Linked DNA regions of Homo sapiens: regions 2, 3, 4 and 5 are each linked to region 1. A link is a loop called in an ENCODE intact Hi-C map of the cell type or tissue named here. Cell type or tissue: heart left ventricle. All regions are shown on one strand. Each heading gives the region's core, and the rest is flanking DNA. Links, peaks and the distances in the headings are about the cores only.

The links. A loop is a pair of places that touch in the nucleus more often than their neighbours do. Peaks named below come from ENCODE experiments on the same cell type or tissue, not always from the same donor. Only the 100,000 strongest peaks of a DNase experiment are listed, where the experiment ranks them.
Region 2: a loop joins it to region 1, with 2.1 times the contacts of the local background. A loop is called at or near these places in 41 of 110 quality-filtered maps.
Region 3: a loop joins it to region 1, with 2.6 times the contacts of the local background. A loop is called at or near these places in 16 of 110 quality-filtered maps.
Region 4: a loop joins it to region 1, with 2.5 times the contacts of the local background. A loop is called at or near these places in 6 of 110 quality-filtered maps.
Region 5: it touches region 1 in a loop (9-fold over the local background); 107 of 110 quality-filtered maps call a loop at or near these places.

What each region holds. Positions count from the first base shown.
Region 1 is chr2:219,400,148-219,405,900 of GRCh38, reverse strand. DNPEP-AS1 (DNPEP antisense RNA 1) reads right to left here. Exons shown (of 4, transcript NR_183823.1): 3 at 5,497-5,578; 4 at 2,269-3,312. Among named protein-coding and RNA genes, the nearest start is that of DNPEP-AS1, 14 kb to the right of the region's middle. RefSeq lists an enhancer at 2,712-2,811. In heart left ventricle, for the core only: a CTCF peak has its summit at 2,805 (motif pointing left); no DNase peak of the experiment used is centred there; H3K4me3 peaks cover 114 bases; H3K27ac peaks cover 1,535 bases; H3K27me3 peaks cover 138 bases.
Region 2 is chr2:219,457,265-219,463,017 of GRCh38, reverse strand. SPEG (striated muscle enriched protein kinase) reads right to left here. Exons shown (of 41, transcript NM_005876.5): 7 at 961-1,136; 8 at 632-720. Among named protein-coding and RNA genes, the nearest start is that of SPEG, 25 kb to the right of the region's middle. RefSeq lists a silencer at 2,156-2,336. In heart left ventricle, for the core only: CTCF peaks have their summits at 3,439 (motif pointing left) and 4,775; DNase peaks (open chromatin) are centred at 1,637, 1,877, 2,317, 3,377 and 1 weaker place; H3K4me3 peaks cover 1,138 bases; H3K27ac peaks cover 3,764 bases; H3K27me3 peaks cover 883 bases.
Region 3 is chr2:219,473,254-219,479,006 of GRCh38, reverse strand. SPEG (striated muscle enriched protein kinase) reads right to left here. Exons shown (of 41, transcript NM_005876.5): 17 at 5,380-5,503; 18 at 5,104-5,279; 19 at 2,025-2,137; 20 at 1,562-1,730; 21 at 1,222-1,318; 22 at 902-1,102. Among named protein-coding and RNA genes, the nearest start is that of SPEGNB, 20 kb to the left of the region's middle. RefSeq lists enhancers at 1,635-2,342, 3,050-3,757 and a silencer at 2,426-2,720. In heart left ventricle, for the core only: a CTCF peak has its summit at 2,577 (motif pointing left); DNase peaks (open chromatin) are centred at 976 and 2,563; H3K27ac peaks cover 1,535 bases.
Region 4 is chr2:219,624,076-219,629,828 of GRCh38, reverse strand. It overlaps SLC4A3 (solute carrier family 4 member 3), which reads right to left and starts at 2,199. Exons shown (of 23, transcript NM_005070.4): 1 at 2,084-2,199; 2 at 1,786-1,929; 3 at 1,259-1,424; 4 at 408-685; 5 at 134-249. The coding sequence starts at 1,836. LOC124908064 (a long non-coding RNA gene) reads left to right here and starts at 1,819. Exons shown (of 2, transcript XR_007088701.1): 1 at 1,819-1,889. RefSeq lists enhancers at 292-993, 994-1,696. In heart left ventricle, for the core only: CTCF peaks have their summits at 1,813 (motif pointing left) and 3,168; a DNase peak (open chromatin) is centred at 1,929; H3K4me3 peaks cover 2,836 bases; H3K27ac peaks cover 3,877 bases; H3K27me3 peaks cover 1,205 bases.
Region 5 is chr2:219,526,592-219,532,344 of GRCh38, reverse strand. ASIC4 (acid sensing ion channel subunit family member 4) reads right to left here. Exons shown (of 10, transcript NM_018674.6): 2 at 443-587; 3 at 217-344; 4 at 1-30. Among named protein-coding and RNA genes, the nearest start is that of ASIC4-AS1, 12 kb to the right of the region's middle. RefSeq lists an enhancer at 1-102. In heart left ventricle, for the core only: a CTCF peak has its summit at 1,988 (motif pointing right); a DNase peak (open chromatin) is centred at 2,004; H3K4me3 peaks cover 308 bases; H3K27me3 peaks cover 1,451 bases.

The sequences.
Region 1 (5,753 bases), core at 962-4,961:
CCAAAACCCTTGCCCTCCAGAAACGGTCTAGGCATGGAGGGGGAGGCTGTCAGGGAGTCAGGCCCCACTGACAGAGGAGTCCGAACTTTAGCCTACAGGAAAGGCGGGTGGGGAGGACACTGGAAATTTTTCATCTGAAGGATAAAGAATCCAGTGGGGGCCCTTCTGCCCCATGCCACTCACAGGCCAGCCAGGCACGGGGCTCCTCACAGGCTGCAGAGGCTCCCCTCAGTCCACCCTGGCCCCAGACTGCCCCCAACCGGCCTGGGAGCAGCCTCGCGTAGCAGCATCCACACCTCTGTCCTGGAGAGGCTGCCAGGAGGACTGAGACCAAAGTCCAGGCTTGATCTGTGGCCTCAAGTTTCCAAAAAGATTCCGGGGTCCACTGCCAGCCCCTGGGGATTCCCACTGCCCAAGCTCGTGAGTGCCAGATGCTCCCAGAGCGCATCAGGAGTGTCCCAGATACATTTCCCTTCCCAACTAAAGATCCCCAGAGTTACAATTTGCTGAAAGCAGAGTGCTGGCCTTCTTTCTTCCCACCCACAGCAGTCAGAACGGTATACCCCAACCATCCCAAAGGGCCCTCCTAATGCCCCCACCTCATCCGGCCTCAAAGAGATGGGGCAGGTGCTCCCTCTGCCCTCTCCCAGGTGCCCCAGCCACCCTGGATACCAGAATAGACCACTGACCGCCTGCCCTTGGGGCTGGGAGGGGCCACAGCCGGTGCTGCCACTCAGGCTGGGAGAGGGATCGGGCAGAGAGGAGCGGACAGGCTGGTGCTGGGACTGAGAGGGCGCTGGAGGGCCCCAGGCTGTTTCCAGCAGCTCCTCTGTGCTGTGCAGTGAGCTCTCCCACCAACACCCTACAAGCAAGAGTGCCCCCCACTCCCCAGCCAGAAAAGGGCTTGGAGCTCCAGACACCAGCTCAGAATTGGGCTGAATCTAGGCTCCAACTTCTCCCAAGCTCTCCTTTTCTCCTCTGGGGCTCCACCCCAGCCCCAGCCCCGTCTAAGTGAGGAGGCCCTTATTTGGTGACCCCACATTCTAGCTTTTTGGTGTTGAGAGGGCTTCCGGCCTGGACTAGGATCCCTGCCCCCACCCCTAGGTCCCAGGCTGCTTCTCCTGGTCTTCCAGCTGCTGGTCCTGGGCAGTTCCCTTCTTGGACACCTCTCCCAAGCCCAGGCCCGATTTAGCTCCTTTAATCTTGCCAGTAACCCAATCCGGCCATTTCCTGAGCACACGCTGCACTTCCCAAATGGCCCTTCCCTGGAGAGTGGCTGGGGCAGAGTGGCCTCAGCTCTTCCCTGGACTGAAGCACCCCCACCCTCCTGCCCCAACATTCTACTCCTCTCTTTTTCCCCACCCCTAGGAGGCCCCAGGGCGCTCTGGCTCTGCAAGACTCTGTTCTGCTGTCCCGGCCTCTAAGTAGCCCAGGCCTGAGGCCCGAGCCCCCATTTCCAAGCCCAGCCCAAATCCTCACCTGGTGCTTTCCCGCTTCCCAGCCTTTGCTGAGCTTTTCCTGTGCCTGGAACACCCTCACCTTCACAGGGCATTTCTTATTTTTTTTCAAGATGGAGTCTCGCTCTATTGCCCAGGCTGGAGTGCAGGGGCGCAATCTCAGCTCACTGCAACCTCTGCCTCCCGGGTTCAAGCAATTCTCCTGCCTCAGGCTACCTAGTAGTAGGGATTACTGCCACCCACGTCCAGCTAATTTTTATATTTTTGTAGAGACGGAGTTTTGCCATGCTGGCCAGGCTGGTCTCGAACTCCTGACCTTAGATGATCAGCCTGCCTCTGCCTCCCAAAGTGCTAGGATCACAGGCGTGAGCCACCGCGCCTGGCCTGCTCATGCTTTTCCCCTGCCTGGAACACCCTCACCTCCACAGGGCATTTCTTACCACAGTGCAACACTTACCGTCTCCCTCTCACGGCCAGCTCCAGCCTCATTTCCCAAGTTCTTCTCAGAGCCCAGAGTGGTTTGGAGCCCAGACTGGAAACAGACTACCAGAGACCCTGATCCCAGCTCTTCCTCACTGTGTGACCTTGGACAAATTGCCTTCCTCCTTGTGCCTCCATTTCCTCATCTGTAAATGAGGGTGATAATGCATTTCTCAGAGGGTGCCTGTGAGGATTCATTGAGTTCCTTGATGTAAAGTGCTTTGAATAGTTCTGGGGACATAGTAAGTGCTATTTAAATGTTAAATGAAAATTATCTTTCCCTGCCTTGTATTACTATGACTTTATTTCCTCCAAGTTAAGACACCATGAATTGTGAGACACTTCATTTATTTAATAACATCATTTCAAGGGAAAAAAGAAACATTACCATGTAATGTACAAATTGTAAGTCATCTTCCAATTTCAGAATGTGTAAATTGTTGAGGAACAATAATATTTGTGTGGTGTGTGCGTCTTCCTGCTTATAAGAGAGTCCTCATTTCAGCTTTGTGTGCACCTATTGCTTATGGTTGGTGCCCAAGGGCTTGAGTTCAAGTCCTTACTCCCAAATTTTATTTAGCTAAGCAATCTTGGGTAAGTACTTTGACTTCTTTAAGCCTTGATTTTTTTTTCCTAAATAGCCTAAGTAACTCACAACAATTGTAGTTAATATTAAGCAAGTTCATATATACACGCACACATATATATAAGGTGTTTAGCGCCATATTGGATGTTCAACACAAAAGCGCTATCTTTATAGTGATGATTTTGAAACGTTTGCTGAATTGAATCACACATTTCCAAAGACCTGGGACGCCGAGACGATCTGGTATTTCATGGTCCAAGTGCCCTCCAGTGGCCATAAGGAGAAGCTGCAGGCTTCCGATGCACTTCGGGGGAGGCCTTCCTTAGCCAGCCCGGGAAGTAATTCAGTCACGCCCACCCATAGTCAGGCTTATCCAGTTCTCCTGGAATTCTTCACATTAGATTTCCTTTAACAAAGACCTTAAAGGGCTTCTAAAAAGTAGGATAAGAGACTAAAAGGCAGAGCTTTATCCCAGGAAGGCTGCAGCCTGGCCATACACTCTCCCCAAAGCCTGTGGGCCCAGGGCCCCAGGCAGGCAGGCAGGATGGTAAAATGCCATGCGGAGCATCAGTTCTCCTCTGACCCAGACACTGTGGATCTGTATTGTGAGAGAACTCGTTTGTACACATCCAAAAATCCAGCAGAAAACAGCATTAGCCCATTCTAAGAATCTGCATCCGTGCTTTGACATATTTGTCATTTGTTTACCCATGCACTCCTTTCTTCCATTGTTCCTTCATCCATCAATATTTATTGAATACCAAGCTTGGCAGCCTCACGTCCTAGGTGCTGGGGGTTAAAAAGATCAATTTAACACAGACACAAACACAGCCACCAAGAGTTGTTCATAATGTCCCAGACACCACACGCAGAGTTAATCCTTGTATTCGAGTGTTTACAGCTTCTCTGTGTGGCTGAGGGGGAGGGCACAGGCAGAGAAATGAACATCAGATCCAGGCTGCCTGATTTCCCCCGACCAAACGTGTCCATAATGGGAGCTTTCTCTGGCTAGGTCAGGGAACTGACTTCCTCCTCCTGGGCCACACTGCTGCTCTGAAAAATCCTCCCTGATCTCAAACACTGACCAAACTCCCAGCTGCATCTATATCAGAATCCCTGATCTCTCCTTCCCCACCATTGCCCTTTACCCAGAGCCCAGAGCTGGCAGTCAGGGAGGAGAGATGTGTTTTTAACCCACCTTGCAATGGATGGCCTGGCCAAGGCTGTTACTTACCATGACTTAGCAGCCACATGCAGCTTAATGCCATCTCTGGCTCACTCCCCCTTGCCAAGGACTGAAATGAAGGAGGCTCACTCTAGAGCACTGCCAGGGGTGTGCAGGGGGTGGGTGGTGGGGGGGTGTCTGCAAGTGCCCAGGGTCTATCTTTCTGGAAGATGGCAGGAGGGAGAGGAAGACCTGGTGAACATCTATTACTGATTGTCCCTGGGACCCTGGTGGCCTCCCGGAACTGCCGCCTCCCTCCTTCCCTTCATGATCAAACTTTTCAACTGTCCTCCCCACACCCATCTTCAGTTTCCCCTTGCAGGTTCCTCATTGTCCCATTTCCTCAGAATTCTTGCAGCTGCAGTCACACAGGCTATTGGTGCCCTGCTGGGTCCTCTACTCCTAGACCAGTGCTGTCTCACAGAAATACAATGGAAGCCATGTATGTCATTTTGAATGTTCTAGTAGCTGCAATTTTAAAACGTAATAAAAACAGGTCGGGCGCAGTGGCTCACGCCTGTAATCCCAGCGCTTTGGGAGGCCGAGGCGGGTGGATCACTTGAGGTCAGGAGTTCGAGACCAGCCTGGCCAACATGGAGAAACCTCATCTCTACTAGAAATGCAAAAATTAGCCAAGCGTGGTGGCAGGCACCTATAATCCCAGCTACTCAGGAGGCTGAGGCAGGGGAATTGCTTGAACCCAGGAGGGGAAGATTGCAGTGAGCCAAGATGGTGCCACTGCACTCCAGCCTGGGTGACAGAGCGAGACTTTGTATCAAAAAAAAAAAAGTAATAAAAACAGGTGAAATTAATGTTACTAATATAGCAATGATAGTATATTTAACAATGTATCCAAAATGCTATCATTTTAACCTGTAAGCAATATCTTAAAATGGAGATATTTCATACATTTTGTACATAATCCAGTGGCACATTGTTTTATAGGTATAGCATTTCTCAATGTGAGAGGTACTTGAAGGTGTAGCCACATGTCAAGGGCTCAATAGCCCTGCATAGCTGGTGGCTGCTGTACTAGCCAGCACAGTTCTAGAGCCTTCATTCTCTACTTGGCATCCACGATTTTGCCGAGTCCAGTAATTATCCCATTCCCATGTGGCCTGTCTCCCTTGGGAGATTCGAAACCCCTCCTCCCCCAGGGGCAGAGTCCTCATTTTGCTCATCCCTCTGACTCCCAGGGCACCATCAAACTGTGCCCCACACCCAGGAGGCCCTCAAAGCATGTTTGTTGATGGGAGTGAGCGTTCGGGATTGATTTTTGTGGTTCAGTTATGGCTGTAAATGGTGTTTTATAGATTGCTTCTATAGAAGCACCCTGCTGCAATATTAGCAGAAACAAGCAGCAGTGGTTGTCAGCACAGGCAGAGGCCTCGGGGCAGATGGGGCTCCCTGAATCAGGCGGGGGAAATCCTGCTAGATGAGATACCATTGCTCTGGTTTAAGAGCCTGTCATTGCCACAGCGTGCTCCTCCAAGCAACCCCATCTCTGTTAGAGCTCAGAGATAGCCCCTGTCAGAGTGCATGACACAAAGGATGTGTCTCCAGCAACCCGCCACCAGGCTGGCAGCTTTCTCAGGGCAGAAATGGGAGTTATTCAGGTGGACAAGAGCCTGGCCCACAACAGATGCACCAGGCATGCATTTCGAATGAATAAATGAATGGATGACCAGAGTGAGTGAAGCCTCTCGTTCATGTCTTCATGCCCCAGAAAGTCTTTATCGAGCACTTACTATATCAGACACTGTGCTTGGTACTGGGACACAGCAGGGAACAAGGAAACAGGGAGGGTCGTGTCCTCCTGGAGCTCACATTCTGATGGGAGAGACAGATAATAAAAAAGTAAACACGGATAAGTGAAATAATTAGAGCACTGGCTGGCAGGAAGCAAACAAAGGGGCCAAAATAGAGAATGAGGGAGGAGTTCTTCAAGGAAAGAAGAAAGTCTCTATTCTTAGCCTCCCAGAATACAAGACACCCCTCCCCCAGG
Region 2 (5,753 bases), core at 1,119-5,118, 57 kb before region 1:
CAAGCTGGTCTTCAACTCCTTGGCTCAAGCAATCCTCCTTCCTTGGCCTCTGAAATGTCTTGCTCCTTGCTAATTTTGGGAAGGGGGTATTTTTATTTTTGAGACAGGGTCTCACTCTGTCACCCAGGCTGGAGTGCAATGGTGTGATCTCAGCTCACTACAGCTTCCACCTCCCAGGGTCAAGTAATCTTCTTGCCTCAGCCTCCCAAGTAGCTGGGATTACAAGCATGCACCACCACATCTGGCTAATTTTTTTGTATTTTTAGTAGAGACAGGGCTTCGCCATGCTGGCCAGGCTGGTCTCAAACTCCTGGCCTCAAGTGATCCATTCGCCTCACCTCTCAAAATGCTGGGATTACAGGCGTGAGCCACCGCACCCAGTCATTTATCCCAAATGGACAGACATGAGACCCAAACCCCTCCCCAGAAGGGGAAGCCCTAAATAAGCCTGGAACATGGGGCAAGGGACAGGGTGCCGGGGGGAGTACACTGCTGTCCCTGAGATGAGGCCCCTGAGGCAGATCATGGGGAAGCCCACCAAGATTCCATTTCCTTCCACCCAAAGCCAGACCTCCCAGAGCCAGGCCTGGCATAGAGTCGCTGGTGGGTGGTGGAAAGTGCGGCTACTCACCAGGAGACCACAGGCTTGGGCTCCCCCTGCACGCGGATGCTCATGATGACATCTTGGCCTTCTCTTACTGACTGGTCCATAAGTGAGACCTGAAGGGGGTACCCCAAAGTGTCAGGGGAAGACAGGGCAGAGCCTTGGGTCCTGGGGGCTGTGGAATCTGAGACGGAGGACTCTTCCACAGCCAGGCTGAGACTGGCTCTGGGTAAGAGGGTTTGAATGGGAGCAAAGTTCCAGGTCTTGATGTTGCCTAGGCATGGCCCCAAGAACAAGGGGGCACCCAAAGGAACGGGGGCACACAGGAGGCTAGGCCCCAGCCTCAGGGGTCTGACCTTGAAGGTGGGGGGTGCCTTGGAGCCAGTGTCAGAAGAACGGCGGTTCTGGCTGGGACTGGGCTTCATGGTGGGGGTTCGCGGCCAGGTCTCCCCAGGCTCTGGGAACTCCTCTGGGGGGCTCAGGTATTCCTCGTCGGAGGTGATGGGGCTGCTGAAAGGGGATGTAGACCCACCTGGAGAGAGACAGAGATAGCTACCAGGGAGGAAGGCGAGCAGAGAGCCTGGGAGAGCTGGCTGGAATGTCGCCCAGAGCCCAGGAGTTGCGGCAGCTCCCCGCAGGCCGGCCCTGCCCTGACTTCACCCCCAGGCTCCTGCGACCTCGCCCAGCTTCTTCCCCTCCCTGAGCCCCTGGAACCTCCTCTGCCACTGGCTCTGCCAACACCGACCCTGCTGATCCTCCCAGGAGGGGACACCATAGGGAAAGGCCTGGGGCAAAGGGTTCGGGCAGCAGAGGGGCCACTCCTGGGCCTGGTGGGAGAATTCCACTGGAGCAGGGCACCCACATTCCTGACATGGACTAGAGACCTAAACTACCAACTGCAGGCTCCAAAAGCAGGGGAAGCAGGTCTATGGAACCCTGGAGCAGCATGGCTAGGACGCCCATTTCTTGGGTGAGCTGGGCCTGGTGCAGAGGAACACACACCGCAGACAAGTCACATCCCGACCTCGGTCCAGGGCCAATGAGGCGGCACTATCTAGCCTGCCCCTCCCCCTTTCCCTTCTCAGCTTCCTGCCGTGCAAACCCCAGGGGCACCTGTTGGCCACAGCCCTACAGCTTGCACCCCCAAACGCTCGAGGGATAGGAAAGCAGAGCTGGAGTCATCCACCAAAAAGGGCAGCTCAGCCTGGGGGAAGAGGAGGGGGGCACCAGAGTCAGCCTTGGGGGAGGGGTGTCCCCAGGGCCCTGACGCCCTCCCCTGCAACTGGCCAGGGTCCCAGTCTCGCTGAGCTGGCTCCTATCCGACTGCCAAATACAGACATGAAACTGCCACAGCCCCCTAGGTTCTCCCCAGGGTCCCCCCACCCCAAGCCCCCAGCAGGGCTGTACCCCAACTCACCCCGAGGCTCTGCACACAGACCCCAGCCTGTGCCTGTCCTGAAGGCTCTGCCCTGGCACCAGGCCCTCCTGCTGCCTGCCCACTGCCCACCCCAGCGTGGCTCCCCAGGGAGCAGGAGCCCAGCCTGTCCAGCCTGCCCAGCCCCACTCACTCGGCTGACCCAGCTGAGGCCCTGCACGGAGAAGGCCCTGGGGGAGGGGAAGGCGCCTGAGGAGGGGAAGGAGGAGGTTGGATGGCAGGCCGGCAGGCAGCTGGCTAGGAAGGTGGTGCCTGCCGAGACCACAGGCAGCCTGGGCCCTGGTGTGGAGGGGGAGGAGAGGGGAGAGGGGAGGGAGGGCGGAGCGCGGCCGTCTGGATTTAGCCACTCTGCTCACTCCCAAGCCGCGGGATCTGCCTTTCTTCTCCTTACAGCTTCAGACCCTGACAAGAGCAAAGCCCGCTCTGCGGTGCCTTGACTCAAGGTGTGGGGCCTCCGTCCCCGAGCAAGACAGGGGAGGGGTGGCACTGCGCTGTGCCAATAGGGACACTTGCCCTGACCCATTTGTTCTGACACGTCCACCAAAGAAGGTGCCCGTGGGAAATGTTCCCTGTGTTGCCCCTTGCTCTGACGGAACCACCAAGATCCCTGACCGGGGAATGCGCTAACGAGCCTCAAATACTACAGAGCCAGGGCATACCTGTTTTCTTTGGCCCCGAAAATCGGAGAACTGTCAAGATCTTTGCCCTCCTTCACAGAGGTGGGGGAAGAATCTGAGGGGGCCCAGAATCCCACCTCTGCCCCCTCATCCCTGCCATGGAAGGTCTGGCCAGCAGCCACCACAGGGCCTAAGCCCACATCCAGCCTTCCTACCCAAACCGCCAGGGCACCTGTTGGCAACTTGCCCGCCACCCACCTTAGCCCCGCTAAAGAGGACAGCGGGGGCTGCCTCCCCCAAATGGCCCCTTATCATGAGAACCCATTTGTATCTGGGATGGGGAAAGGGTTTGGACACAGAACCTGAGAGAAGGGGGCTGTTGAGCAGGGGTCACATGTCCTTCTCCCTCTTCCTATCACCTCACCCCGCAACCCGGGGCCACATTCCCAAGCCATGACCTGTGTTTCCCAGCATGGCCAGTAAGGAAGGAGGGCTGGGGGCCGGGCAGAGGAGGGGCCCACGGTTCAGGCTGGCTGTCTTGAGGTAGGGTTGGGGAGGGAAGTCAGAATGGCATTTGGTGCTTAAGGCATTTGATGCTGAGATCACAGGCATGGCTCCGCAGGTGGGCGGTCCTACCCCTCTATGGAGCCTGGAGTCCTGCCCCAGGGTCACCTCCAGGCTGGACAGTACTGAGGAGGCTCACGGGCCCAGGGACTGGGAACGGAAGCAGAGCTGAAGGCCAGATGGTCAAGGTTTGCAGGGAGCCTCAGAGACCCCTGGTGGTGCCCAGGGGAACAGCATGCTGGAGGGCATCTAGCCATGAAGCAGACCCCCATCCTCAAGCCCCTTGGAGAGACAGACTGTCAGAGCAGCCCAGGCCTCTTCCAGACAAGGCAGTAGCCTCTGCCCCTCCATACCTCCAAAAGTGAGTGACCAAGGAAGCTGATCGAGGATTCCTGAGGCTCCATACCAGAATCCGGTGCCACCTAGTTTTTTCCCTGGCCACATAGCAAAAACCATCTTTGGAACCAGTCCCTGACATCCCAGCCCTGCTGCACCCACAAGCCCAACTCTCACTGTGGCAAACACAGTTACACCAGCCAGGAAGGAGGGGGCAGGTGCCCCCCTAAACCTAATAGGCACATACACTCAATGGCCCCGAACAACCCACCACGGAAGTACCGCCCCTTCACACTGGCTCCCAATCCCCCACGCTGACCCCATGCTCATGTCTGCCCTTTCAACATCACTCTCAGGTCAAACTCATTTGATGAAAATACTGGCGTTAGGAAGCACACAGGGAACTCCCTCTCCTCAGACCAGCACATCCACCGACCCCAACTGTTTCAGCGTCCCCTGATGTGTTCTCACAATAGACAGAGTTGCAGCCACCACTGCGAATTATCTAGTACATAAAAGGTGTCGCACACAGCCCTTTGCTTCAGGGCTTCTCAGAATGTTACTTGACCTACTCACATCAGGACCACCTCGGGCTTATTTAAAATATAGATTCCTCAACCTTACTCCAGCCTGCAGAATTAGATTTTCTGAAATGAGATGTCAGGAAACTGCATTTTAAAAAGCACCCCAGATGACTCTTAGGCACATGAAAGCTTAGGGACCACTGCTGATCTTTATGGGAGGAGGACAGCCCTAAGAGGTGGTATCACTAAGCCCCCTTCACTGGGCCATTCAACCTCAGAGCAGAGCTTTGAACCTAGGAGGTTTGGCTACACAGCCCATGTGCTTCCCCTGGCATGACCTGGTCTCCCATCTTGGGCACAATCTCTAACTCTATGGCAGTGGTTCTCAAGGTTTTCTGTGCATCGGAATCACCTGGAGGGCTCCTTAGACCATAGAGTGCTGGGCCCCACCCACGGAATTTCCGATTCAGTAGGTCGGGGCTGGGGCCAATAATCTGCATTTCTTAAGAGTGCAAAACGCTTATTGGGAAAAAAAAAAAAAGAAACTGCATTTCTAACACATACTCAGGTGATGCTGATGCTGCTGGTCTGGGGGCCTCACTCTGAGGACCACCGCTCCATGGTCTCTTTGCCAAGCTCCCCTCATAGGCAGAGCCTCATGACCCTTGTGGCTGGGTGTCATGCCTAGCCTCACCTCTGTGTGTCACCCACGTTGCTCAAGGGCTTGAAAAGTCATGGGGCTCTCTGCCTACTCACTGCCACCTCACATACAGCTCTGCAGTCCACACAGCCCCTAACTGTCCAGGAGGGCCCCCAGGCACAGCTGCCAGTGCTAAGGAGTGGCAAAGACATGGTCATGTCCTCAGGAGCCTTCTGGGTGGTGGGGAAGACAAACCAGATACACAAGTGACTACAAGAGCAAGCAGGAAGTATGAGGTAGCAAGAGAGCAGCAGGTAAGGGGCGTGGGAGTATAGAAGGCGGGAGATGACTTTTGGCCCAGGGAAAAAGAGAGAACTGAAGGAAGAGGCAGTATTGGAATTGCAGTTTGCAGGAAAAAGGGAAAAGTATTCCAGGCAGAGGAAAGTGCATGCGGAAAAGTTTGAAGCAAAAGCCATGTGTGCAGAGGACTATAGCTCAACTGTCTGTCTATAAACTGGGTAAAGAAGTAAGGAGTGGAGCATCCACTGTTCAAGCAGGTGCCTCCCACTGCCACCCGAGGGCCAGCCTCAGGCCTCTGGCTCCTTTTGCCCTATGGGTGCAGATGGTAGAGGCCACACAAAGGTGTGCAGCCTTTACTCTGTAGGCAAGGCGGACTCTTTACAATTCTTTTGTTTGTTTGTTTTTGCTTTTGTTTTGAGACAGTCTCAGTCTGTCATCCAGGCTGGAAAGCACTGGTGTAATCTCAGCTCACTGCAACCTCCACCTCCGAAGTTCAAGCGATTCTCCTGGCTCGGCCTCCCTCAGTAGCTGGGATTACAGGCTCCCACAACCACACCTGGCTAATTTTTGTATTCTTAGTAGAGACGGGGTTTCATTATGTTGGCCAGGCTGGTCTCAAACTCCTGGTCTCAAGTGTTCCACCTGCCTTGGCCTCCCAAAGTGCTAGGATTACAGGTGTGAGCCACGGCACCCAGTCCATAAACGGTTTTTCCTCCTTATGATTCTTGAGGAA
Region 3 (5,753 bases), core at 799-4,798, 73 kb before region 1:
GCTCCTCCACGTGTACCCCCTCCCCACCTCCTGTCCTCTGAGGGCACAGGTGGGTCATCCCTGCTTGAACTCCCACTTTCTATGGGATCTCAGACAAGTCACTTCACTTCTCTGAGCCTAGGTTCTCCCAGGAGTAATATGGGAATAACATTTCCTTTCCTGCCCACCCTGTAAAGCATTTATAGGGATCAAATTACAGCAGAATTTTGTTGACTGTGGATGGAACTTCTTGACTCTATTTGAGAATGACCTAGAAGATCCATGACATGGAATAATTTGTCATTTTGCTGAGGTTTGAATTCAAACAGTGCAGGCAGGAGGCTCATGTGCAGGTTACGGTCACCCTGCTACTGGGGTGATGAGCCAATCACCCAGCATCCTTACCTCAATGTGCCTTTGCTTAACCACAGCCTTCATGAAAGGGTAAAATCTGTTCCTTATGAAAACAGCCTCTAAATAAAGCCAAGTATTGATCTGAAATGGGGTCACTACAAATATGCAGATGCATTGTACTGCATTTCATGATGAAAAGCATAGGCCATGTGCTAGCTCTGTGACCTTGGGCAAGTTATTTAACCTCTCCATGCCTGTCTCTTCATCTGTAAAATGGGGATAATACAAGTTAATAATAAAATTCCAGGAGATAGGAATATATGGGATTAAATAGGTTAATATTTGTAAAACTCTTAGAACACTGCCAGGCACACACATTAAATGCTATGAAAATTTAAGCTAACAATGGGCTTAAAACTGTTGGTTTTCATAGAAGTCTCCAGATGTATCCCTCCCAATTGTCAATTGGGACTACTTTGTAAACTGTAAAACATGTTGCCTATTGGATGTTACAAGGACCAGTCATTTAGGCATGGATCCCCCTAGCCCCCAGCCTGTCCCAGGATACAGCTCGGTGACAATGACCAGTCCCCGGCGCCTCTCGAAGGCCTCATGGAAGTAGAGGACACAGTCGTGCTGGAGCCTGGCCAGCAGCCGGGCCTCCCGACGCGCTGATGCCTTTGGCTTGGCCTGGCTGGGGATGAACTTGGCCGCAAACTCCAGGCCGGAGCTACGCTCCACTATGCGCCGCAAGTAGGAGAAAGCACCCCTGGTTGACACAGGGAGGGGGTCAGAGATCAGCCATCACTGTGGCCCTCTCCACCCCTCCCAACCCTCAGACCCAGCAGCCTCTCTCGGCCCCCACTGGCTTCCCTCCTAGCCCCACACCTGCCGATCTCCTGGTGGATGTCATAAAAGTCGCTGAGTCTCCTTCCTCGATGGTCCTCATCCTCCCCGACCCCCTCGACCTCCATAGCTGTCTGAGCTGGGGCAGAGATGTCATGGTGTTAGGTGGGAGGGGAAGAAAGCAAGCAGGCCAGAGACTGGGACAGGTGGACAGAAGAAGAAGAGAGAAGAGGTGCAAGAATGTTGGGGGCTCAAGGCGGGGTGCTGGGCTGGGGGTGTGGTGGCTCGAGTCCAGGGCTGGCTGCTTCCTGGGCAGAGCATGGAGGGTCACATCAGATTCCAGGGGGTGTGCGCTTTACCTTTCTCCGGAACTCCTGCCTACCTGAATGCACAGCCAACTCTGCTTTGCAGGAGACCTCACCCGCCAGGTTCTGGGCGGTGCAGGTGTAGACGCCTCCATCCTGGGCCCCCGTGCTGAGCACCACCAGGGAGCACTCATTCTCCTCGTACACGAAGCTCACATGGCTGCTCTCGGTCAGCAGCACCTCGTCCTGCAGAGTGGGGTCTCACCTTCAGCCTGGGCCTGGCCTCATCTCTACCTTGGGGCCAGGGCCTCATCTCCTACTCTGGGCAGCGCATCTCTCACCAGGACCCAGAGTCAGCTCCTCCCTTATCTCCCACAGAAAGCCCTGCACCCCTCAGCTAGTCAGTCCTCTGCAGCCCCTTTCCTCCTCCTAACCACGCCTCTGCCCGGGCTCCGCCCTCCTAAGGCCTTCCAGGACCCTCCCACGCCCCCAGGGAGCCCCTCCTCCCTCCCCCAGGCTCAGCCAGCAGCACACTCTGACCTTGTACCACATGATGTCCGGCAGTGGTTTTCCCTCGACCACCACCGCAAAGCGAGCAGTTTCCCCAGCCCCCACCTCCACGTCCTCCATGATGGACTCAAACCGAGGGGCCTCTGAAACACATGGGGATAGGGGTGGGAAGAGAAGGGGCTAGGGGCTGGCTTTACCCTGCCTCCTCAGCCCCTCCCAAGATCCCCCATCAGTGACTGGCTCAGTCAGAACGCTAGACCCCCGCCTCCCTGCAAGCCACCACCCCCCACCCCCACCAACTGGGACAACAGAGTTCCCTGCCTGGACCAAGCCCCGCCCCGCCCCGTAAATCCAAACGTGATGTTCTCCAAATCTGAGGAAACCTGGCACAAGGTGCAGGCTTGCTTTGTTTGACCTTCTGTATTAATTTGGCAGCTTTGAAATTAGGAGATTTTCACACACAAAAGAAATCTGGATTTCCTGCCTCTCTTGAAAAATCAGGACTGGCCATCCTGAGTCGCTCCCCTCGCTGCATGAATCCGCGGGAGAGGAGTGGCCCAATGCTGCCCCCTGTGGGTGGCCGCCCTTCTTCACAGGGCCACCCGCTGGCTTCTGACTACCTGAACTTGGCCCCTGCAGGTGGCTCAGCCTGTGACCCTGAATTAAGCTCATGGATGGCATTGCCTCTACCTTGAAGTTTTTTCACTGAATCTTTGAAAAATGTTTAGAGGGGCTTCTATTAATAGCATCTGGGAGATGGCAAGATGAACAAACAACCCCCAAATACTAACCAAACCATCTAGAAATGGACTCTCAGTATCTCCCACATGTGGTTGTGATTTCATTCTCCATACATATCACATGGTCATATGATTTCCTGGTAAAGCAGCTTCTAATTCTCATGATGGAATTAAATACACATTGCAATGTGCTTTGCAAAGGAGCCTGTGACTTCCAGGTGTCCCCCGCCAGCCCCCACCCCCCACCCCAGCGTGTTTGAGCATCTCAGACTGAGGAGAAGTAGGATGAGTCAGGCACTTGGGAAGGCAGGGCGGCCGGGTGTGGACCCCCACCCTTCACAGGCACACAGACAACGGGGGAGGCCATCCCGGGGGTGGGGAAGACACTGCAGTGAGGTTGACGTGGAGGAAGGGGGGCCACCACTCCACTTGCCCTGTCTGGGTGTGGCTGGGTGGGGTCTAGTGGAATAGGGGTGTCAGTGCAAGCCCCAGCCCCATCAGAGCCCTGACTGGCTGGGCTCAAATGGGGCTCCATCGGTCACTGTTCCAGCTAGGCTGTGCTGCAGGGCTCTCAGGGCCAGGGGCTCCCCAAACTTCAGGGCTCCTCCTATATCTGGGAAGAAAGGTGAGTCCTGAAGATGGACTGTCAAGGAGTAAAGTGGTGACTGAGTGGAGAGTGCTAGGGACAGGGCAGGCAAGGAGGGAGACACTTAAAAGAGCGCCCAGCACCCCCACCATCTTCACAGCACGGCCAGAAGCGTTCCCTGTCTCTTTGTTACACACCCTATTGCCACTTATCTTCCACTTCACAGACGCCTCCCCTCGCCTCTAGGAATCCTGTCCCCCATGGGCTGGGAGGTGGTGGGGGCAGTCTATGAAGGTCAAAGCACCGGAAAGTTTCAAGTGAGCTTCAATGGTTTTTTGAAAGCACCAGAAAATGTCCATTTACCCATGATAAGATTGCCTGTGCTAAGTAAAATGTCACTTTCTTTGCTTTTGGTTGGAATTGTATTTACTCAGCAGGTAACCCTGTTTAGCCCATGTTGATCAGGAGTTCTGAGTGGCGGTTACATATGTCTAGAGTTAATTAACAAATTAGAAAACCAAACAGTTACTACCTAATGCATTAGGTAGTAACTAGTTTGAGAAACTACATCTTTAAAGGAAAAATTATAAAAAGAATCCTAAGGCCCGAGGCGGTGGCTCACATCTATAATCTCAGCACTTTGGGAAGCCGAGGTGGACGGATTACTTGAGGCCAGGAGTTCCAGACCAGCCTGGCCAACATAGCAAAACCCCATCTCTACTAAAAAATACAAAAAATTTGCTGGGCGTGGTTGTGCAAGCCTGTAGTCCCAGCTACTTGGCAGCCTGAGGCACAAGAATCACTCGAACCTGGGAGGTGGAGGTTGCAGTGAGCCGAGATGGTGTGGGTGACAGAGTGAGATGACTGTCTCAAAAAAAAAAAAAAAAAAAAGAATCCTTGCTGCTGCAAACATTGGGAGGCTCTGTCAAACAGGCTTGTGCCGAAGGGCGGCCAGGATTCTCAGGGCTGGCAGTTCGGTGATAAGATGTGCCCATGGGTTTCTTTAAAAACCAACTTGGTCTTCCCATGTTTGTTATATCTGAGATACTATTTCCTATTATGTTTAACACAGGAGCTAGGAGTCAGGCAGCCACACTTGAACCCAGCTCCTGTACTTATTAGGTTCTGTGAACTTGGGCCAGTTACTCTTAGCCTCGGCCTCAGTCTCCTCATCTGTAAAATGGGGATAATAACCAACCCCAACTCACAAGGCTGATGTAAACATTAAATGAGGCAATACATGTAAAGTGCTTAGTACTGAGACTGGCACATACTAGGCTCAATACATCTTTTTTTTTTTTTTTTTTTGAGACAGAGTTTTGCTCTTGTTGCCCAGGCTAGCGTGCAATGGAGCAATCTCGGCTCACTGCAACCTCTGCCTCCCAGGTTCAAGTGATTCTCCTGCCTCAGCCTCCCAAGTAGCTGGGACTACAGGCACCTGCCGCCACACCCAGCTAATTTTTGTATTTTTAGTAGAGATGGGGTTTCACCATGTTGGCGAGGCTGGTCACGAACTCCTGACCTCAGGTAATCCACCTGTGTCGGCCTCCCAAAGTGCTGAGATTACAGGTGTGAGCCACCGCGTCTGGCCAATAAATCTTGTTAGTATGATTGTTGTCATTATTACTAATATGGTATTTGTATAGCCATGACATGGACAGGCCTGACCAGAGGACATGGGTTTGGATCTGCAGCAGTGTCAGGCAGGTTGTGTACCTGGGGGTGTGAGTAGAGAGCTTTGGGCCTTGGAGGGAGGCTAGGAAGAAGGCCCGCTGTCACCCACCTGCCAGCTCCAATGTGACCGAGCAGGTCTGTGTGCCGTGACGGTTTCGGGCGGTGCAGGTGAGGGCCCCCATGTCCCGGCGGCTCACCCGGCAGATCCGAAGACAGTACTGGTCATCATCTGGCTGGCTCAGCTCGTACACACCGGCCCGTGCCTCTAGGAGGGCCCCTCGGCAGCTAGGGGACACATGACAGGGAGGTCACCCAGATCTTGCCCCAGGGCATTCCGGCCAGGCTGGGCCAGACCTGGGCTGCCACATGTGGGAAAGGGGCCCACCTCCTCCAGACGACCTGGGCCTCCACATGGTTGAATGTGACGGTGACGCTGGCAGGCTGTCCCTCCACCACATACACGATGTCTGGTTTGTCCAGCATGGCAGGGGCCTCCTCCAGGGTTGGGCCTGGGAGGAGGAGAGCGCAGGCTCTGTGCTGGGCTTGACATCAGGTCCTCAGCACCCACCACTCCTCTAACACCCCTCATCAACACTTGAGTTCCGTTTTTACAGATGGGAAAGCTGAAGCTCAGAGAGGTTTAGCGATTTGTCAGGGGAACACAGCCAGAGAGCAGCAAAGCTGAGGTTGTGGGGTTGGACCCCAGCAGGCCCGATCCCAAAGCCTGAGCTTCAGCCACCGTGCCCTGCTGCTTTCAGG
Region 4 (5,753 bases), core at 1-4,000, 220 kb before region 1:
CCACACCCTGCTCCTCTTTTCTCAGGGTCAGAGCTGGGGACACTCCCCAGGGTCAGGAAGGAGGTGACTGCCAGGAGCTCTGGACCCTGTGGCTCTGGGCTGGGCCCTGCTGAGTAGAGGCTGCAGCCAGTACCTGCTGGAGTGCTGGGGGCTCTTGTCAGTGTGTGGGCCCACCGAGGGCAGGGGCTTGGTGACAGCAGCCCTCCCAGGGAGGCCTGGACTGTCATCCTCGTCACTTCCAATGGAGAACTGCAGACATAGAATGTGCCCTGGGGCCTTGCCCCGACCTACCATACAGCCCCCAACCCTACCCAGCCTCACACAGGCCCCCAACACGCACTCCTCTCCTCCTCTCTGTACCCCTCCCTGACCCCTGACCTGCCACCCCTCCAAAGGGAAGCCCCTACCTTTGCCTTCTGTGGGGTCCCTGAGTGGGGGGGCTCCACAGGTTCTGCCTCAGATTCTCCTTCCTCTTCCTCCTCTTCCTCCTCTTCCTCATCCACTCCAGCTCCCCCCTCCTCCTGGATGGGAGGGGTCCCCTCGGAGGGAGGAGCAGAGGTTTTCTCCTTCTTCCTCTTTCTCCTGGTGTGCCGGGCAGAGGTGGGGGGCAGCCGCCGCAGCTTGTGGGGTGGAGGCAGGCGCGCTGAGAGCGGGTGGTGGGTGTGGTGGGATGTGTGCCGGTGAACTGGGGGTGCAGGAGATCCGGTTGAGGCCCCCACAGCAGAAACAGGGGCCCTCCCCACCCGAGGGCACACACCTTCCAGCTCAAGGCCGCAAACAAGGGCACCCTAGTCCTTCCTCCAGGGCCATGACCCCCCAACACCTGTGTCCACGTGCCTGTCATTGATGAGGTCTGGTGGAGTGGGAGGAGAGGGTGGATGGACAGGGAAGGTCATGAAGGGGGCTGGGAGGGGAGACGTGATACAGCAAGGAGGGGAAAGGCGGAGTTGGACTAGCCGAGGTGGGACAAGGAGGGAGTGAGTGGGGACGAAGGGGAAGGGGAAGGTCACCGTGGAAGGGCCCAGGCCCAGCTCCCTAGATCTCCCCTGGTCTGGGGCCCACCTCCCCAGGCAGGCGGACAGGCGATGGGTGGGGGAGGCAGGATGACTGAACACGGCATGTGGCCCAGCACAGAGTCCAGCACAGTGTCCGGCACAGGATGGCACTGGGTGACCAAGCCGGAGGTGAGCGCGGTGATGGTGGCGATGAAGGTGATGGTGGCGAGGGCGGCCGCACTAGGGGTCCCCAGGCTACCCACACTCAAAGTCCCGCTCGCTGTAGCTGCGGCTGGGCTTCTCGGGGTCCCAGGCCGGGGGCTTGCTGATGAGGTCCCCAAACCTGCTCACAGCCAAGGTCTTGCCCAAGTCATCGTCCTCCTCCTCCACGTCTGGACTTAGAGGGGGCTCCTCCAAGGGCACCCGGACCTGCAGGCCCAGACGGCCTCTGCTAAGGACCCCTGACCCATGAAGGCCCCACACCCACCCCAACTCCAAGCCCTAGTTGGGGGAGCTCAGCAGGCTCTCACACCATCGGGCCCCCTCCCCTTGCTCCCAGGCCTGTGTCAGCATCCCAGAAACCACCCTCTCTGGGCTCCCAGAGCTTGTAAAGAGAGAGGGCTACGGATCTGGAAAATATCAAAAACCCCCCTCTTTCTCCGTAACCCCCAGCCCAGCTCATCCCTGGATCTGGGGGGTCCCGGGGTCGGCCAGAGGACTCCTCTGCCCACCCTAAGGTCCCTCCCCTCTCCTCCCCCATCTCTCCCCCGCCCCCGCGCGCGCCGATCACCTGGGGTAGGGGGGAGGCGCCCCCGGGCGGCGGGATCACTCCGTTGGCCATGGCCAGGTAGGCGGCTGGGGACGCTCTCGCTCACTAGGGGACCCGAGACCCAGGTGAGAAGGAGGGGCCACTGAGGGGGCCTAGCGGGGAGCCCTGGGGGAGGAGGGCGGGGTCAGGTTCCTTGCGCTGGCGCCCCCCACCCGGGAGCCGGATGCACGCTCCCGGCCCAAGCGCCCCTCCGAGGCCCAGCCACGCCCGGGACAGCCCGGGTCCCCCGCCCTGCCCGGCGTGCCCCGCCCCGCGGTACCTCGGGGCTCCGGAGCCTGCGAGGCCCAGGCGGGCCGCCGCGCCCCATGTCCCCCGCGCTCTCTCCCGAGCGCAGCCGCGACTGCCGTCCGGCCTCTCGCAGCGCAGAGCCGGGCTGGCCGGGCGGACGCAGGCGCCGGAGCCCGCAGCCCGCGGCTCCACCTCCTCGCGCTCCGCTCCGCACCTCCGCCGCCGCCGCCGCCGCCGCCGCCGCCGCCGGGCCGCACAATGGGAGCGGGCGGGCCGTGACTCACCCCGCCCCGGCCGGCGCGGCCCCCACGCGCGGGCCCCGCAGCACCCCACCTGCCCGTGCGCCCCTTCTCCAGGCGCCCCACGCATCGCTGGGGGCTGGGGCGCGGCCCGATATTCCCACAATCCCCCAGATTCGCTCCCCAACCCTGCTTTTAGCCTCCCCTCCCCTCCAGAGCCCAGGAAGCCACCCCCTCCGCAGACACAGGCCCCTCCAGTCTTGGGAACGGAGCTCACAGACCCCTGGAAGCACCCACCACCTCCCCTTTCATTTCTACCACAGCCTTGCCTCTCAAAGGCCTGGCTTCTGTCGCCTGGCACCACCCAACGTTTGACCTTGACACAGTACCTCCCCTCCTCCCGCCTCAGCTTCCCCAGCTGTAGCGAGAGGGGCCTGCAATAGGGGTGTTCCAAAGTTCTATGCAACTCTAAGACTGTGTGGCTCCGTTTCCACATTTCCTCTCCCTTCTCCCCCTATCCCTGAGGTCACATCTCATTTTCCAAGGGCAAAAGGTCTTTCGAAGGAGCCACTGGACCCCAATCGGCCCCTATCCCGAGATCAATGAAACTGGACTTCTACACAGTGCGATGCCATAACAGCCCTGTGACCTTGGTACTTCACCGCGTCTGACCCCTGGCCTCATCTAGATCTCAGCTCAACCCAAGGAAAGATTTTCTGTGTGCATAGCCTTCCAAGGGGAAGGGAGCTAGGATCTGTTGGACGCCCACATTGTCTTGTGTGTGCTCACAGTCCTGTGCTAGGTTGGCCCTCTCCAGACTGGCTGCCTCGTCTCAGGCATAATAATAAGAGGAGCTGTTATGATTCCCATTTGGTCGGCAGAGGACAGTGGAGACTCAGGGAGGCTCGTTACCTGCCATGGTCACAGCTGGAAAGCAGGCTGCCGACAGGTTTGGGCATCATTATCCATGTATTGAAGTGACTCTCCAAGCCACAAACAAAATTTTTAACTGAAAGAGATGAACTGTCCTCCTAAGTCTCACATGGTGAGTCCCAAGGTGGGAATTCCTAGGGTGGGAATCAGCTATGCCTAGGCAGAGCACAGCTGTGCCCCAAAACTCAGAATGGGAGACCCAGCTGTTGGGAGTTGAGTAGTGTCCCCCAAAATTTATACGTTGAAGTCCTAACCCCTGGTACATCAGAGTGTGCCCTTATTTGGCAATAACGTTCTTGCAGATGTTAAGATAAGGGTGGACTCATCCATTATGACTGGTGTTCCAGTGAAAAGGGGAAATTGGCCAGGTGCGGTGGCTCACACCTGTAATCCCAGCACTTTGGGAGGCCAAGGCGGGTGGATCACGTGAGATCAGGAGTTCGAGACCAGCCTGGCCAACATGGTAAAACCCTGTCTCTACTAAGAATTAGCTGGGCGTGGTGGCACACGCCTGTAATCCCAGCTACTCAGGAGGCTGAGGCAGGAGAATTGCTTGAACCCAGGAGGCAGAGGTTGCAGTGAGCAGGGATCGTGCCAGTGCACTCCAGCCTGGGTGACAGAGCAAGACTCCATCTCAAAAAAAAAAAATATATGTATATATATATATGGGGGAAATTTGGACAAAGAGACGTGCATTCAGAGAACGCTTTGTGAAGACTGGAGTTATGCTGCCACAAGCCAAGGAACTACCAAAGCTAGGAGAGAGGCCTGGAACAGATCCTTCCCTAGTCCCTTCAGAGAGAGCCTAGCCCTGCAGACACCTCGATGTCTGGCTTCTAGCCTCCAGATCTGTAAGACAGTAGATTTCCATTGTTTAAGCCACTGGGTTTATGATACTGTGTTACAGTAGCCCTAGCAAACCAGAGCTATCCCAATTCTTTATTCCTCTGAGCCAGGCAATGTGGTTCCAAGTCCCTACCTTGAATTTTGTTTTGGTAGGGCCTTCACGTCCTTAGAGACACTCAAGAGCCTTGGAACCTTTCCTGGTCGGCATTGCACAGGGGCTCTGGTCTTCAATCCACCTCGACATTGTGTTCCCAGCCCCGCTCCTCTAGTCTGTAAAGTCAGACAGCAGTTACTTTAATACTGAGACAGCCTGAGAAGGGTCTTGCCAACCAGGGACCCCTGGTGTACCAGGCCATGTACATCCTGCACACCAAGATGCCATAAGGGTGTCACAGGACTTGTCCCTCTGAGGTTCCATCCACCCCAGAGAGGATGCTGAGCACAGGCCCTCAACTTTTGGTAGCCCCAGACCCCCATTCTTTCAGTTGGAGACCCGCACCCCACCCAGAGTCTGAGGCTTCGTTCTCTACCCTTACAGACCTTCCTCTCTCCTCCACCCCTCTGAGATGATGGAGTAAAATCTCCCCTTGAAGAGCCTTTAGACACCCATGTTTATCTCTTTCTTTCCAGGCTGGGGGGAGTAAGATGATGCTGACACCCACCAACTCATCCTATTAGACATAAACGCATGCTTTCATTAGGCCCGCTCTCGTCTTTGACATCCTGCCTGCGGCGCACCTGTAATTGTCAGTCCCCTACAGTGTGTTCCCGATGGGGTCTTCATTTCTGTGACAAAAGAGCACTCCTTGCATGCACAAAGGATGGCCACTCTGGGTATGTGTCAGCTTCTAGCTTACAGCCTGTAGACACTGAAATGGTGACAGGAAAGGTGACAGCAAAGGCTGAAGCCAGCGACAGGCCAGCTTAGAGCAGTAGCCAACTGTCACACCCTTCCTCACAGTCCAGTCTCACAGGAATGTCCCCACCCTGCATGCTGGCAGCATAGGACACTTGTCTGCACATGCAGCAGCACCACAGCCTGTCCCTTAGGTCCGAAGGAGCAGGAGCCATCCCGCCACACCACCCAGATTTGGAGGCAAAGCACACCGTTCTCTGGGCTCCCCATGAATGGGCCAGAAGCCCTCGGGTGGATTCCTCTGATTCTGTTCCCTGAAATCACTCTGCGGGTCCAGCGTGCTGGGAACTAGACCAGTATGGCAGATATCTGTCATCTGTGGCCACCCAGATCTTTGAAAACCCACTTTTACATTTTGGTCATTTCTCATAAGTCTTCTCTTGCCAAGATAGAAGCCAGAAAACCATTGCAGCCAGGGCACAGATACTGACCTCGGTTCCACCAGTCAGACTCACCTGTGCAAGACCTGAATTTAGAAGTGAGCATTGTGCACAGGAGACTCAGACTTCTGCAGGCATGGAAGGCAGAGAAGTTCTCATGTTATAGCTGGTCATTAAGTCCTTGCTCTCTATTCCTCCCGAGAATACCCTCTAATCCTCATTATTTTTTAGTAAATTCCCTTCCAGCTTAAAGTGGCTGTTATTTCCAACTAGTCATCCTGACTGCTAGAATCAGGGGAATGGGCTCTAAGTCTAGGTCATGGGATGAGCAGGCACCAGACATTAGTGATGCCAACATCAAGGAGCTGGCAGAGAGGATGTGAGGGA
Region 5 (5,753 bases), core at 385-4,384, 130 kb before region 1:
GTTGCCCCAGGGCTGGGGCAGGTAGGTCAGCTGCAGAGGTGGGGCATGATGAGGTCATGCTCAGGAATCCCACCCAGTCCTCCAGTGCCCACAGCCCCAGCAAAGTCAACACAGCTGGCAGGCTCTGAGCTTCTAGAGGGCAGGTTTGCTCCACATCCCCTCTGAGCCCAAAGGCGAGCCCTGTGCCCAATCCAGGGCCTAGCAGGAGATGCTCACCCGCTGTTCCTGGCAGGACACAAAGGTCTGGAAGCCTGGGGACACCCCGAACCCCAGCTGGTGGATGTAGGGCGGCTCCTCCTGGCTGTGGATCTGCACCCGAATACCTGCCTCAAACGACGTCTCATCTGCACAGCAGAGATGGGGACCTTTGGAAACCCATCCCAGGCAGAGGGCCCAGGCCCCAGTCCCCAAGGTGGCCCTTGTCCCTTTCCGGCCTGCGTACTTGTCTCCCTCCAGATGGGCAGGTACTCCTCCTGCTGGATGTCCAGCATGATCTCCAGGCCACTGCCCATGCCCCCTGCCCGGCTGGGCAGCGAGCTCCGCGGGTCCGCGTTGAAGGTGTAACACTTCCCATAGCGAGTATAGACCTGGGAGGTGGGGTGAGAGAGCAGGAGGGGAGATGAAAGGAGTGGCCAAGGCAACTCCGAAGTTCCCTGCTCCCTGCTGAGGGCCACCAGATCTGCTTGGACACTCCAGTCCCGTATCCTAGCAAGCAATGTACAGCCCAGCCTCTCCAATCAGCGCCAACTTTTCTACTGATGGCCTCCCTTAGATGATTAGAAAGCATCTCCAACCCAACAGCACATCAACACCTTCCCAAACCCTGCCTTCCCCCCACCGTTTTCCTCCACCCTAGTAAACCACCCCACTATATCCACCCAGTTTCTCAAGTCGGAATTTCTGAAATCTCCCCTTCCATCACTCCTGCATCCAAGCCAACAGCTAGTCCTGGGACACTTCTTTCTCTTCTTTTTTTTTTGAGATATGGTCTTGCTCTGTTGCCCAGGCTGGTGTGCAGTGGCACGATCTCGGCTCACAGCAGCCTCAACCTTCCAGACTCAAGCCATCCTCCTGCTTCAGCCTGACAAGCAGCTGGGATTACAAGCATATGCCACCAAGCCCAGCTAATTTTTTTTTTTTTACTTTTTATTTTATTTTTGTAGAGACAGGGTCTTTCTATGTTGCCCAGGCTGGTCTTGAACTCTTGGGCCCAAGCAATCCTTCTGCTTTGGCTTCCCAAAGTGCTGGGATTACAAGCATGAGCCACCACATCCAGCCTCCAGCCCACTTCTGAAATACATTTAGAATCCATCCACTTTCCTTCCTTCTCCAGCAACCCTCATTTTGCCATCTCCTCCTAACTGCTCTCCCACCTTGGTCCACCCTTGCCCCTCCCTACCGGAAGCCATGGTGCCCAGTCCACAGTGCTCAGATCCAATGAAACCACTAACTGACTTACCCAACAATAGCTTCCCATTTCCCACATAATGAAGTCATGCTCCTTCCCTAACCCAAAAGTGCCCATGTGATGTGGCCCTTGCCTGCCTCTCCCACCACCTCCCCCACATGTCTGTGACAAGTTCAGACACCTGGACTCCTTTTCTCCTCGGGCTTTTGTTGTTGTTGTCCCCTCTCCTGGAATGCCCCCGCACACACACTCATGGTATGGCTAGCTGCCCATCACTGAAGCCTCAGCATGTCACACTCCTACATCACACGGCCACATTCAGTGTCACCGTCCATGCATCCACATGTCTGTTGGTTTGCTCAAGGTACTTATCAAGACCTGAGATGATCTTGTTCATCTACTTGTCTCCTGTCCATTGTCCATCTCCCTCAATGAGCATGTATGCCGCACAGGAGCAGGAGCCTGTCTGGTGTCCCCAGCCTCTGGCCCAGTGCAGGGCACAAGGGACACTTGAATGAGCAGTCTCTGCCGCACAGAAGCCCGGCTCCCTTTTCCTCTGCGGAGAGTTCTCCTGCATGGACAGCAGATGGCGCTGGCGCCCCGGAGATGGAAGCCCAGGCTCCCGCTGGGGATTTAGCTGCCACCAGGAGCTGCGCAGCGGCAGGGGTGGAGAACAGGCTGAGGGAGAGGCGGGTTCTAGTTCCCCCCTGCCAGGCTTCCCTAACAGAGCCGAGCCCCTGGGTCAAACCCATCACAGGCAGCACCTTCCCTGAGGGCAAGGGGTCGGCGCACTCAATCACTCTCTCCCGCTCCCCCTCCCCTCTCCTTGGGAACATTTCCCACTGGTAAAAGCTGGAAGAAATGGCAGGAAGCGGTGTGGAAGGAAAAAGAGATCCTGAATGCCTGGCTACACAGGGGGAGTGCAGAAGGGAGAGAGGCTGGGTGGAGGGCAGCGAACCAACTGAGAGTCCTCCTGAGACCTCCTAGGGGGCAGGGTGAAGTCCCCATGCCTGAGAAGTAGACCACCCTGCTGCAGTGCTCTGGGAGTCGCAGCCCTGATCCTCCCCTCTCCCACAGTTCTTCTACCACCCAACCACCCTGCCTCCCGTTCCCGAAACAAAAACGTGTGCACCACAAACAAAGCACCCTGAGTTTACAGAACACAGTGCCGTCTACCGTTGCACACATCCCCTCAGTACCAGCTAGGTGTAGTTATCCCAACTACTTCAGATGAGGACATCACAGCTCAGAGAAGTGAAGTGACGTCCAAAGTCACACAGCTGGGAAGAAGGAGAGGTGCACCTCATCGAGGGGCGAGGCTCCAGCTGCTCCTGCAAACCATTGCTGGCACCCCCCACTCCAAGCCTAGCCTACCTCGGGATCCAGCTCCTGCCCCAGCCCCATCCAGGTAGATGAGACAGGAATGGGCCCCAGTCCCGTCCCTTTCTCTTCTCCCATTCCTCGTTCCCTCCTGCATCGTTCCTCTGTACCTTCCTCACCCTTTCTTCTCCATATCGGCTTCTCTTCAATTCCTTTCCTGTCCCCCAAGTCCTCTCCTTCCCTCAACATCCCCCACACACCTTTACCAGCTCCCAGATTCAAGTCCTTGACCCCACAGGTATCACCCCTGCCCTCCTCCCTGCTATGTATCCATCTGTGGGGCAGGAGTGGGTGTCATGGACAGCTCAGGAGCACTCAGTATGCCCCATGCACTGTGCTAAACGCTTCACATGTTCTATCTGGATGAATCCTCACAACTACCCTGTGAGGTGGGTACTATTATCTCCCCATTCTACAGAGAAAGAAATGGAGGCTCAGAGAATTCAACTGGTTTCCCAAGATTTTCAAGCCCAGGGCTTAAACACTATTGTGCACACAAATCAGGGGGATCTTTTTAAAGTGCAGAGTCTGGTAGAACAGATGTGGGGAGGGAGCTGGACAAGGCTGAGAGTCCATGGGCCACACTGTGAGTAGAAAGGCACTAGGTAAAGGAGGAGAACCCAGCAAGACAGCCCGACTCTAGACCTGTGCTCTTATCGCAAGTCACTGGAGGTGGAGGAACTCTGAAATGGGCCTGGTGCAAGATTCCTCTATCCCATCCAGGTGCAGTGGCTCACACCTGTAATCCCAGCACTTTGGGAGACCAAGGAGGGCAGAACACTTGAGGTCAGGAGTTCAAGACCAGCCTGACCAACATGGTGAAACCACATCTCTACTAAAAATACAAAAATTAGCTGGGTGTCATGGTGGGCACCTGTAATCCCAGCTACTCAGGAGGCTGAGGTAGGAGAATCGCTTCAACTCAGGAGGTGGAGGTTGCAGTGAGCTGAGATCACACCACCGCACTCCAGCCTGGGCAACAGAGTGAGACTCCATCTCAAAAAACAACAACAACAACAACAACAAAAAGTCCAGACCCCAGGACTCACGCATGTAATCCCAACACTAACACTTGGGAGGCTGAGGAGGGCAGATCACAAGGTCAGGAGTTTGAGACCAGCCTGGCCAATATGGTGAAACTCCCGTCTCTACTAAAAATACAAAAATAAGCTGGGTGTGGTGGCGGGCTCCTGTAGTTCCAGCTACTCAGGGGGCTGAGATAGGAGAATCGCTTGAACCCAGGAGGCAGAGGTTGCAGTGAGCTGAGATCACGCCACTGCACTCCAGCCTGGGTGACAGAGCAGGACTCTGTCTCAAAAAAACAGAAAAACAAAATTCCTGGGTCCTGGTGGTGTGGGAAATGCTGATGGGAGGCATATATTAGTATTTGTAGAAATCTGAAAGTACTCAACCTCTTCCTATTTCAAACCAAGAAGATGCTAGAATCAGCTCTTGCTGACACAGCCAGTTTTGCGTATATGCTCCAGTTGAAAGGCTAAAGAAGGCATGGGCGACGTGGGGTACCCACGTTATGAGCTCCTCACTCATGTCCCTCAGCATTCAGCACCACCTCGGCGGAGCCCTGACTGCCAGGCACCGTTGTGGTGTCTCTGAAGCTCAGCCTCACCCATGGGACCATGAACTCCATGTGACCAGGAGTCCTGTTTCCCTCTTGGCATCCCCAGAGCCCAGCGAGATTTGCAGAAGGAGGTATGAGGTGGGAGGAAGGAAAGCAAACACTATCAAACATCCCGACTTTGTACCAAGTCCTGTGATAGGTGCTTTTGATCTATTTTCTCCTTTGAGTCTCCAAGAAACCCATATGAGCTAAGTATTTTTGCCCCCATTTAATGATTAGGTACCTGAAGCTCAGAGAAGGAAAGTGACTTGGCTAAGGGCACACAGCAAATAAATGACAGCCGAGATTCAAACAGAACTGAACCCCAGGTCAAAGCACAGTAGGTGCTTATAGAACACCTGGTGGGTGTTCAGTGAATGAATGGCTCTTGGAGGCTCCTGACTCTCGGAGGGGCTGGGGCAGCGTCCCTACCTGGTACCTCCAACAGACACACACAGACACATGCTACATGGAACCGAGCCCACCCTACACAGGGCAGAACGAATGCCCAGCTGGCGAGGGTGGTGGTTCCTTGGCACACAAACCCTCAAGGTGGCTGTGCAGAGTCGGGGTGACAAAGGGAGATGGGTGGAAGTTGTCTGGGTCTCAGGGATACTCTGCAGGGAACGGACTGGCCAGACTGGCAGGAGGAGGCCACCTGCACAGCCCGGGTCAGTCCTGACTGCTGGTCAGAGCACAGCGTTGCCCAGGAGACAGTCCCTGGGCCAGGCAGGCAGGGGTGGGTGGAGCCATCAGCTCCTAAGTGGCAGAACTCTGGTGGCAGCACAGCCCACAGCTTCTTCCATGGAGACGGCACGGCAGCTCTGCCACAAGGTCCCACAGGTTGTCCACTGCTCCCTCCCCATGGACTGGCCCAGGAAGAGGGGGCAGTATGCAAAGGAGTTGAGAGTCCAGGGTCCGGTCACGGAAAGGGGAAGGTCGTGGGCCAGGGAGTGTCCTGATGGCAGAGGGGCTATCTCCAGATCACCAGCTCTCAGCCTCTGGGCCGTGTCCCCATCTCAGACCCCCATGTCCTCCTTTGGTCTGGCCCTCCCTCTCTCTCTGCCTTAGCTCCAGGTCCACGCTCCTGGCCCTAGCTGGGGCATGTGTCCTCCCAAAGCCCCTCCCGGCCTTGGCTGACAGCTCCTAGACAGGACTATGTCTGTGCTGTACACTGACACTCAGGTCCCCTCCCCCACCTTCCTTCTGGCCAGCACCTGCCTGTCCTTCTCTGATCACCTCCCCTTTAGTGTTGGCCTGAACCCCAGCCTGGGTCTGTCTGCCTCGCTAGCCTCTGTTTCCTGATCTCAGTCTGTCTCTCGAGTCCTTCTCTATCCGCCTGACCCG